Regions from separate parts of the Homo sapiens genome. Here region 1 is linked to region 2. Evidence: chromatin contacts called from ENCODE Hi-C or POLR2A ChIA-PET data. All regions are on one chromosome and are shown on one strand. Each heading gives the region's core, a stretch centred on a gene start or an enhancer-like site at or near the end of the contact. The rest is flanking DNA. Distances are from core to core; before and after follow the strand shown. Region 1 holds the start of C4orf51 (chromosome 4 open reading frame 51). Region 2 overlaps ZNF827 (zinc finger protein 827).

Region 1 (4,080 bases), core at 958-3,457, 94 kb after region 2:
ACAAAGCAAATTTAGAATATAATCAGTACTTTCAAAATGAGCTCAATTTGTGCTTCATCTTCATTTATAACACTTGCTTCTTCTTAGCTTCTAATAGAATAAGAAATAATTGTGCAAAGAATATATTTACATTTCTGAGGTTCCAAAAACAGATGAACCTCACAAGCTCATGCTCTTTTGTGTTTTGCAATGTCACAGGCCGCCTTGGTTGGAATGATTCACATAATGATCACTCTCTGAATAGGAAAAAATTCCAGGTCCTATACATTTTCACCAGATGTCCTATTCCTGCATTTTTTTCAGAGTTATTAAATATAGTACCTTTTTTCCTACTCTGGTAAATGGATCTGTTTGGATACCATCTTTCTTTCAAACACTATTTTCAGACAGGACCTCAGCAGTGCTTAAAGACTCCTGTTATGGTTTGAGTGTGTCACTCAAAAGTTCATGTGTTAGAAATTTAATCCCCAATGCAATAGTTTTGGGAGGTAAGGACTAATAAGAGGTGACTAGGTCATAAGTGTGGAACCTCCACAAATAGATTAATCATATGAGCAGGTTAGTTATCTCAAGAGGAGGCTGTTTATAAAGCAAGTTCAGTTTCTGGTATCTCTCTCTATCATAAGTGCTCTCTTCCACCTTTCACCCTCTGCAATAAGATGAGCCTCACCAGATGCTGGCACCATGTTCTTGGACTACTCATTCTCCAATAACCCTGAGCCAAATAAACTTCTATTATTTATAAGTTACCCAGTCTGTGGTATTGTGTTATAGAAGCAGAAAATGGACTAAGACAACTTCACTACCTGGCCAAGATGAACCTCAAGTATCACAGAAAAAGTAGCAAAGGGATGTCCAAAGCTAATTAAGTGTCAATATACTTGAGAGTTATTTTAAAAATGCAGAAATTATACTTTGTTGGACTAAACCAGATAAGGCACCCAATTGAGAAGTACTTCTGAGACATTTTATCTTTAAGTACTTGTTTTGATGATTTGGAAAGGTCTGGATGGAAATATAACTAATATTTATCAGGGTATTATGTGGGTTATTGCTCTTATCTGAAGTTGAGGTTAATAATTCAACTGATTATCAAATATGTTCCAAGAATTTGGATAAAATATTTACCAATTAATATATACAGATGGATAGATTTCATAACAAGTCCTGACATTTTTCCACATCCCCACTTATACTTTCTCAAATGTACTTAGCTCCTTGCAGCTCCTTGACAGTGCTTGGGGCTAAATGGTTCTTTCTCCATGCAGTGTGCTTTTCCATTCCCCACCTCGCCTGCCTTTCAAACCAGCTTGGAGGAAACCTATTTTACTGAGCTCTCTTCAGACACACAACACTCCCTCCCTCACCAGACACCCACAAAATCTCCTTACTTTGTGCTGATTACTTATTTCCCTAGTTCCAGTCACTTTATAAACTGAAGTTAATTTTTTTGATTATGGGCTTATCACAGGGCCTGGCTTACAGAAAACACTCAGAAAATGCAATAACCACAGGTAGGGAGTAGGGAAGGATTTCATGAATTTCTTCCTCCTCTGAAGGAAGTTTTAAGCTCCTGAAAGCCAGAAAACCAAACAAGAAACAAAATGAAATTCTCAGGAGCACCTTTTTGCTGAAAAGAGAACCCCAAATACCCAAAATTTAGTCAAATATTCATATCCATATCCTTTCAGGACTAGGTAGTTATATGTAATTTTAGGAATACTAAATAGAGAATAGGATCATAATTTCAGCTGGTCACTGACATTTAGCTCTTCTTCCTGCTGACATTTACAAAAGAAAATACAGAGGGTTAAAGTCTATGAAGTCTCTCAGGGTCTACAATACCTCTTTCTTCTAAGAGCACTCTTGTCTATTTATAGTGATATATCCAGGTGCAAATTACAAAGAAATCTTACTGTTTACACTCAGGCTCATGCTGTCCTGCTCTAAAAGAAAATTGGCTGCACATGGACTTGTCCAGTTGTTTTTTCCGGTAACTGCCTGTGTATGTTGTCACGGAAGAATCTGACCATCGTGTTTCATCCTGCCAAGATGCTCCAGCCTTGCGTCTGATCAGATCAAACTCTTGAGAAGTAAGAGGGCTAAAGGGCAGAAGAATTTGTGGAGTCAAGTAGAAGTAGTGTGACATAACTACGAACGGCCTCTCTGGAAAACAACTTGTCAAGTCCTCTGCATAATGAAGAATTAATTTCCTTCTAGTAGCAGGAAGCAATTGACTGGGCTCACCAAACTTTGTGACTCAACAGTTCACAGAGTGCAGAAGCTTAACTGTCTTAGATATAGTTGCCAAGCAACAGATCACAAAATTCCACAAATGCTATCCCCTTGCCTCCCAAGGGAGGTAAATTTTAACTAACAAATTTGTAAGTTATATAACTTTCTGGATTTTGCTCTAAGAAATATGAAATATGCTGCTTCATAATTATGGCAAGAAAGCAGGTGGCAAAATTATTTGTATTTTACTGCTATCATGAATAAAGCAGTAATTCTTAATGATGGTGGTTCAAGAAGTGGAAACAAGAGATGAAAGAACAGTGCCAAGCATTCACTTCTCCTAAAGACCTCCAAGTGTCTGGAAGAGAACATGAACTGCTTGTAATGTCAACAATAGCAGGTGACTCAACAGCTTCTCATATGTCACAGAGTAGTGGTGCTCTGGCTGGCTGCACACTAGAGTCACCCTGGAAGCTGTTAAAATAAGCAGGAGTCCACGCCCCCACCACAGAGATTCTGATTTAGTTCATGTGGAGTAGGGCCCAGGCATCACTATTTGTTTAAAGCTTAATCCTGGAGGATTCTAAAGAGCAGCCAGGGTTAAGAATTAAGGTCATGGACACGGAAAAAACATTTGACAAAATCCAGCATCCCTTTAGGATTAAAACTTGAGGCAAAATTGGCATAGAAGGGACATACCTCAAAATACTAAAAGCCATCTATGTAAAACCCACAGCCAACATTATACTGAATGGGGAAAAGTTGAAAGCATTCCTCCTGAGAACTGGAAAAGGACAAGGATGTCCACTTTCACTACTTCTATTCAACATAGTACTGGAAGTCCTAGCCAGAGCAATCAGACAAGAGAAAGAAATAAAGGACATGCAAATCAGTAAAGAGGACGTCAAACAGTTGCTGCTCACTGATGATATGATCATATACCTAGAAAATCCTAAAGACTCATCCAAAAAGCTTCTAGATCTGATAAATGAATTCAGTAAAGTTTCAGGATACAAAATCAATGTACACAAATCAGTAGCACTGTTATAAACCAACAGCGACCAAGTTGAGAATCAAATCAAGAACTCAACCCCTTTTATAACAGTTACAAAATAAATAAATAAATAAAATACTTAGGAATACAACTTACAAAGGAGATGGAAGATCTCTACAAGGAGGCTGGGCACGGTGGCTCACGCCTGTAATCCCAGCATTTTGGGAGGCTGAGGCAGGCAGATCACGAGGTCAGGAGATTGAGACCATCCTGGCTAACATGGTGAAACCCCATCTCTACTAAAAATACAAAAAATTAGCCTGGCGTGGTGGAGGGTGCCTGTGGTCTCAGCTACTCAGGAGGCTGAGGCAGGAGAATGGCGTGAACCCAGAGGTGGAGCTTGCAGAGATGCCAAGATTGTGCCACTGCACTCCAGTCTGGGTGACAGAGCAAGACACCATCTCAAACAAAAATAAAATATAATAAAATAAAATGAAATAAAATAAAATAAAAATCTCTACAAGGAGGCCAGGCACGGTGGCTCATGCCTGTAATCCCAGAACTTTGGGAGGCTGAGGCGGGCAGATCACGAGGTCAGGAGATCGAGACATCCTGGCTAACACGGTGAAACCCTGTCTCTACTAAAAAATAAAAAAATTAGCCAGGTGTGGTAGCGGGCGCCTGTAGTCCCAGCTACTTGGGAGGCTGAGGCAGGAGAATGGTGTGAATCCGGGAGGCGGAGCTTGCAGTGAGCGGAGATTGCGCCACTGCACTCCAGCCTGGGTGACAGAGCAAGACTCCGTCTCAAAAAAAAAAAAAAAAAAAAGATCTCTACAAGGAAAACTACAAAA
Region 2 (4,312 bases), core at 353-2,852:
TACGTATTTCCCCATGGTTGTATCACACTTTAGTATGTGGATTTTATGTTTCATTTCTGTATTCAATCATGAATCAATATTGGTTTGATTGCCATAAAACCCCCAAGTTTCTGGCTGTCAAATCTTGTCCTAGAGAGTTGCCATACTGATTGGTGGAAACTTGCTTTTGCAGGAAATGTCTCTAGCAGTGGGTGGCTTCTATCAGAAGTTGTCCCGGATAGAGTAGCCTCTTGCTTGGAGTGCCATACAACAAACTGTAGGTGCTTTCATTGCTACTAGGGAAGGTTTCCAGAGCCAGAGAGAGGTTCCTGGACTATGAGGTGCTCTCCGAGTTTATCAGTGGACCGGCACCACTAAATACCTTGGCAATGCTACCCCACATCTCTTTGCCCAAAGGAAATCAATTAGGTGATGTGCAGCATCTGGAATCCATAGTTTTAAATTAACTTTATGATTATTTAGCATCATTATAACACATATGTGATTGTTACATGATGCTGGCCCTTAGTCTCTTTGGCACAGTGACTACTTTAGAGGCATCCCAGAAAGCAGAAGAATTTTCTAATGCAAAACCTTTTGGTGGAGAGACAAATGTGTTTCAAATTCCAGTTTTCTTGAGTGTACTGTGTATAAATGGACAGCCTACATTTAGAAGTATGTGTCACCCTTTTCTCTCCCCCTCTTTTCTTTTACCCTTTCATGTAGTTGTCACGTGTGTGGATTTGAGACCGAGCTCAATGTCCAGTTTGTCAGCCACATGTCACTCCACGTGGACAAGGAGCAGTGGATGTTTTCGATCTGCTGCACTGCCTGCGACTTCGTCACCATGGAGGAAGCAGAGATAAAGACTCACATTGGCACCAAGCACACAGGTGACCATTCCTGTCTGTCCTTCTCACACTCCTTCTCCATCCCCTGCACCCCAGAGCACCTGCCACCTGGCCGAAGCATCCCCACTGCCCTGAGACATTGCCCTTTTCCTTCCATGGAAGGAAGGACTTTCCCAAGGCATGAAAGCCACATTTCCCTGTAGTCATAATACTGTTTCCTGGCATGCCTTGTGCCTCACTGCTCTGAAAGACTCCCAAGTTCAGATGTGGTTGAGAGGTGCCGAGCTCTTTGCTTGTTGCTCATCCTGATCCTCTTCCTCATCACCATATGTGACAGTCTTTCAATGCCCCAGTCTTATGCCTTTGCACACTGGCTCTCATTTAAGCCCCATAGCAACCCTCTAAGTGAATACTATTATTATCACACTGTACAGTACAGGTGAAGAAACAGGCTTAACAGAGGTGAGATATTCCATCCAAGGTCAGCAACTAGGGGTTGCTGTGGTCACTAGTTTCAGTCACTAGTTCAGTAGTCACTAGTTTCAGTGACTACTGAAACTCAGCCCAGAACAGTTTTCATTCCAGAGCTTGCTCTCTGTATCATTGCTGTTCTGACAGCCCCGAGAAACACTTGGCAGAGCTTTGAACCTTTCTGTTTTCCCATGCCAGGGCACTACACACCTACTTCTGTAGGCTCTGTTCCTCTCCAGTGAAACTGCAGCCCTGACGCTCTCCTTAATGACGCATGGCATGTGTGTTCGCGGCCAAAGAAAACCAGATTCTCCTGAAACAAACCCATCACTGTCTAGGCCATGGCCAAGGCTTCACCAGTGCTCGCCTGTTATTTAAGCTTCTTGCCATTCTGGTTAACTTCTTCCATTTATTGATGTTAACATTCTGACTTCACCATGCAATTATACTCTCACAAGTGATGGTTACAAATGATACCAGCAAGGAGTCATTAAGTGAGAATGAGGAGGAGCTCCGTCTGCATTTGCGGGGCTTACAAATTAAGAGCTGATGTTGCTGATTGCCAGCCCTGGGTGTTGGGTCAGCCCCTCACATCATCAGCACTTGAAGGATTCGGGAAGGGGAATTTCCCTGACAGTTGTGCTGACGATGTACACAGCAGAGGAGGATCTCTCTGTGTTTCTCTGGCCACTTTGGCTCAGTGGTGCCAACAGTAATAAAAGCTTGTTTTTGTCAGTAAATTGAGCAGCTATGACTTGGAGGTCTGCAGAGAGCCGTTATGCCAAGTGAGAAGGTGCCATTTTTACAGTCAGTTGTCTGACTGTAACCACATTAGCCTGTGGGCAGCAGGTGAGCTGGGAAACCCATGTTGAAGACAAATTAAATTCAGCATTTCTGGAGTGGCTAATGGAGGAAAAGGCCAAACTCTTTTCCATTACCACTGGCTTTTCAGATAGTCTTTTTTTTCTCCTTTCTGTTAACCTTTGTTCTAACCCTCTTTACTCCAAAGTATACCTGAACCCAGTTGAAAACCTTCCTCCCTCCCATCCTGCTCCAAAGCCCCCTCCACACCCATACCACCATAGAAACCATAGAAACCATATGGCTAGGCAGAAGCTGGACTTGTCATCATTTAATTGTCGTGAGTGGAAACTTCACAACTAACCAGTGCAAACACATACCTCGTAATTACCACAGGGAATGAAGCAAAGATCTTGTTCTCTCTGATGTAGCAGGATTCAGGGCTCATTGTCTAGCAGGAAAGAATATTCTTGTTTGTTAGTACAGTCACCCAAGAGTGAAATGCATTAAAGAAGTTTCTTTTTTAATTCAGTAGGAGCCTTTAATGCTGCTGCTCTAAGAATAAGGTTAAAACCTATTTTATAAGCCAGGGTCCTGCAAGCTTTTTTCAAAGGGGCAAATAGTAAATATTTTAGGCTTTCAGGTCATACAGTTTCTGTCACTACTACTCAACTCGGCTGTTGAAACTTGAAAGTAGTCGTAGACAATATGCAAATGAGTGGGCATGGCCATGTTCCAATAAAACTTTATTTATAAAAACAGGAGGCTCATTTGAGCCCAAGGACTGTAGTTTGCTGACCCCCATTATAAGCTAATGGTCTCACAGCAAGGGTTTCCTGTATTTAGTATAGTTTTGAGATGTTTCAGTTTGACCCAAAATAGATCAATCTAAATCTGTAAATTAGTAAGTTGGACTATTGCAAAGTTAGGGTATAAAGCAATATATATGTTATATGACATATATAGCAGTATATATTCCCAAGAACAGGGAGCTTATCTAAGTCACTGCTGTATCTCAGCACCTGGAGCAGGCCCTACACAGTACAAGTGGGGAATCAATGTACCTTCAGTGAATGAATATATTTGTGTGCAAGCTCATCTGTGCACATTTGTGCATGCTAAGTAAGAAAACTATTCAGATGTGGCCCTTGCTTGAACCTTAGAGTCCTAGTGACTTATTTCTGTAATCTATGTGGAAGTTACTTGGCATGGAGGAAAGCACACACTGAATTCTCGATCCAGGTTCTAGACCCTATGGTACCATAAGTAGTATTGTGAATGTAGGACCTCAGTTAACTTCTCTGGACCTCCATCTGTTCCCTATATTTTCAGATGCGCAGAAGATGCCCTTAGGCCTAAGATTCTCTAATTTTATGAGCCTTGTTCTCTAATTTGATTTTCCTGTCTTAGGAAAAGGCCCCTATTATTTCAGTACCTTAGGAAATCTGCCACGCTATCTTGTTACCTAAGTGAAGTTGTGATCTACAGGATAAGCTCTAATCAACAGCACGCATTTTGTTTAGTCTCCTACAGAACCCATGCTTTCTCACATTTTCTTATGGGTTGGTGTTACTCCAGGCATGCCTGTGAGTGGTTATGTTAAAGGGATACCTGAGGAACTGTCCTCTCATTAGGCATTTCCGCTTAGTGATCCCTCCTCACCTTCTTTCTCCCACTGTCTGGCGTCTTGTCCCTGCAGAGAATATCAACAAGGGGAAAATATCCCCTTTGGTGCTTGTGACTTCTTCAGTGCAAATTTTGCTGCAATTTCTAAATGTTGCAATAAATGGCATTGAGGAATCTGAATGGCTATTTGGAAAATACAACTATCAATACCTCACCTCACATTGACACCAAAATAAATTCCAGATAACTTACAGAATCCCTATTAACAAATCAGCCCTAGAAAAGCCTGAAGAAAATAGAATATTTATCAAGCTTCCAGAGCTAGAAGGATTTGTAAAAGCTTAAGTGATAAAATAAAGCACAAATGAAAACAATCGAGAGATCTGACACATAAAAATTTCTTCAGTTTGCAAAATAACAGAAAAAGAGAAGCAAAACCAAAACCTGGGTCTGAAAAAATGTGTTTACAAAAATGACAAAAGGTTAATATATTTACTACATAGAGTATTCCTATAAACTGTTAAGAAAACCTTTAGGCCTCTAATTGAAGAATTAGCAAAGGATATGAGGACATGAGCAGTCAA

The links. Hi-C counts contacts between places; a loop is a spot of excess contacts on that map. ChIA-PET counts read pairs that join two places held with the same protein, here RNA polymerase II (POLR2A). Pooled maps may share reads with other maps.
Region 1: a loop to region 2 is called in a map of sigmoid colon, with 2.3 times the contacts of the local background. The contact joins the promoter of C4orf51 here to the enhancer-like site in region 2. A Hi-C loop is called at or near these places in 1 of 168 maps with a recorded cell type or tissue (sigmoid colon) and 1 of 50 pooled maps. POLR2A ChIA-PET finds 5 or more read pairs at or near these places in 1 of 52 experiments (OCI-LY7).

What each region holds. Positions count from the first base shown.
Region 1 is chr4:145,678,273-145,682,352 of GRCh38, reverse strand. C4orf51 (chromosome 4 open reading frame 51) reads right to left here and starts at 2,207. Exons shown (of 6, transcript NM_001080531.3): 1 at 1,917-2,207. The coding sequence starts at 2,149.
Region 2 is chr4:145,771,066-145,775,377 of GRCh38, reverse strand. It overlaps ZNF827 (zinc finger protein 827), which reads left to right. Exons shown (of 15, transcript NM_001306215.2): 11 at 706-872. It also overlaps a transcript of C4orf51 not described here. Among named protein-coding and RNA genes, the nearest start is that of C4orf51, 93 kb to the right of the region's middle. Within about 2 kb of position 1,602, at least 7 of the 41 ENCODE cell types and tissues checked have a DNase peak (open chromatin) inside an H3K27ac peak, as active enhancers do.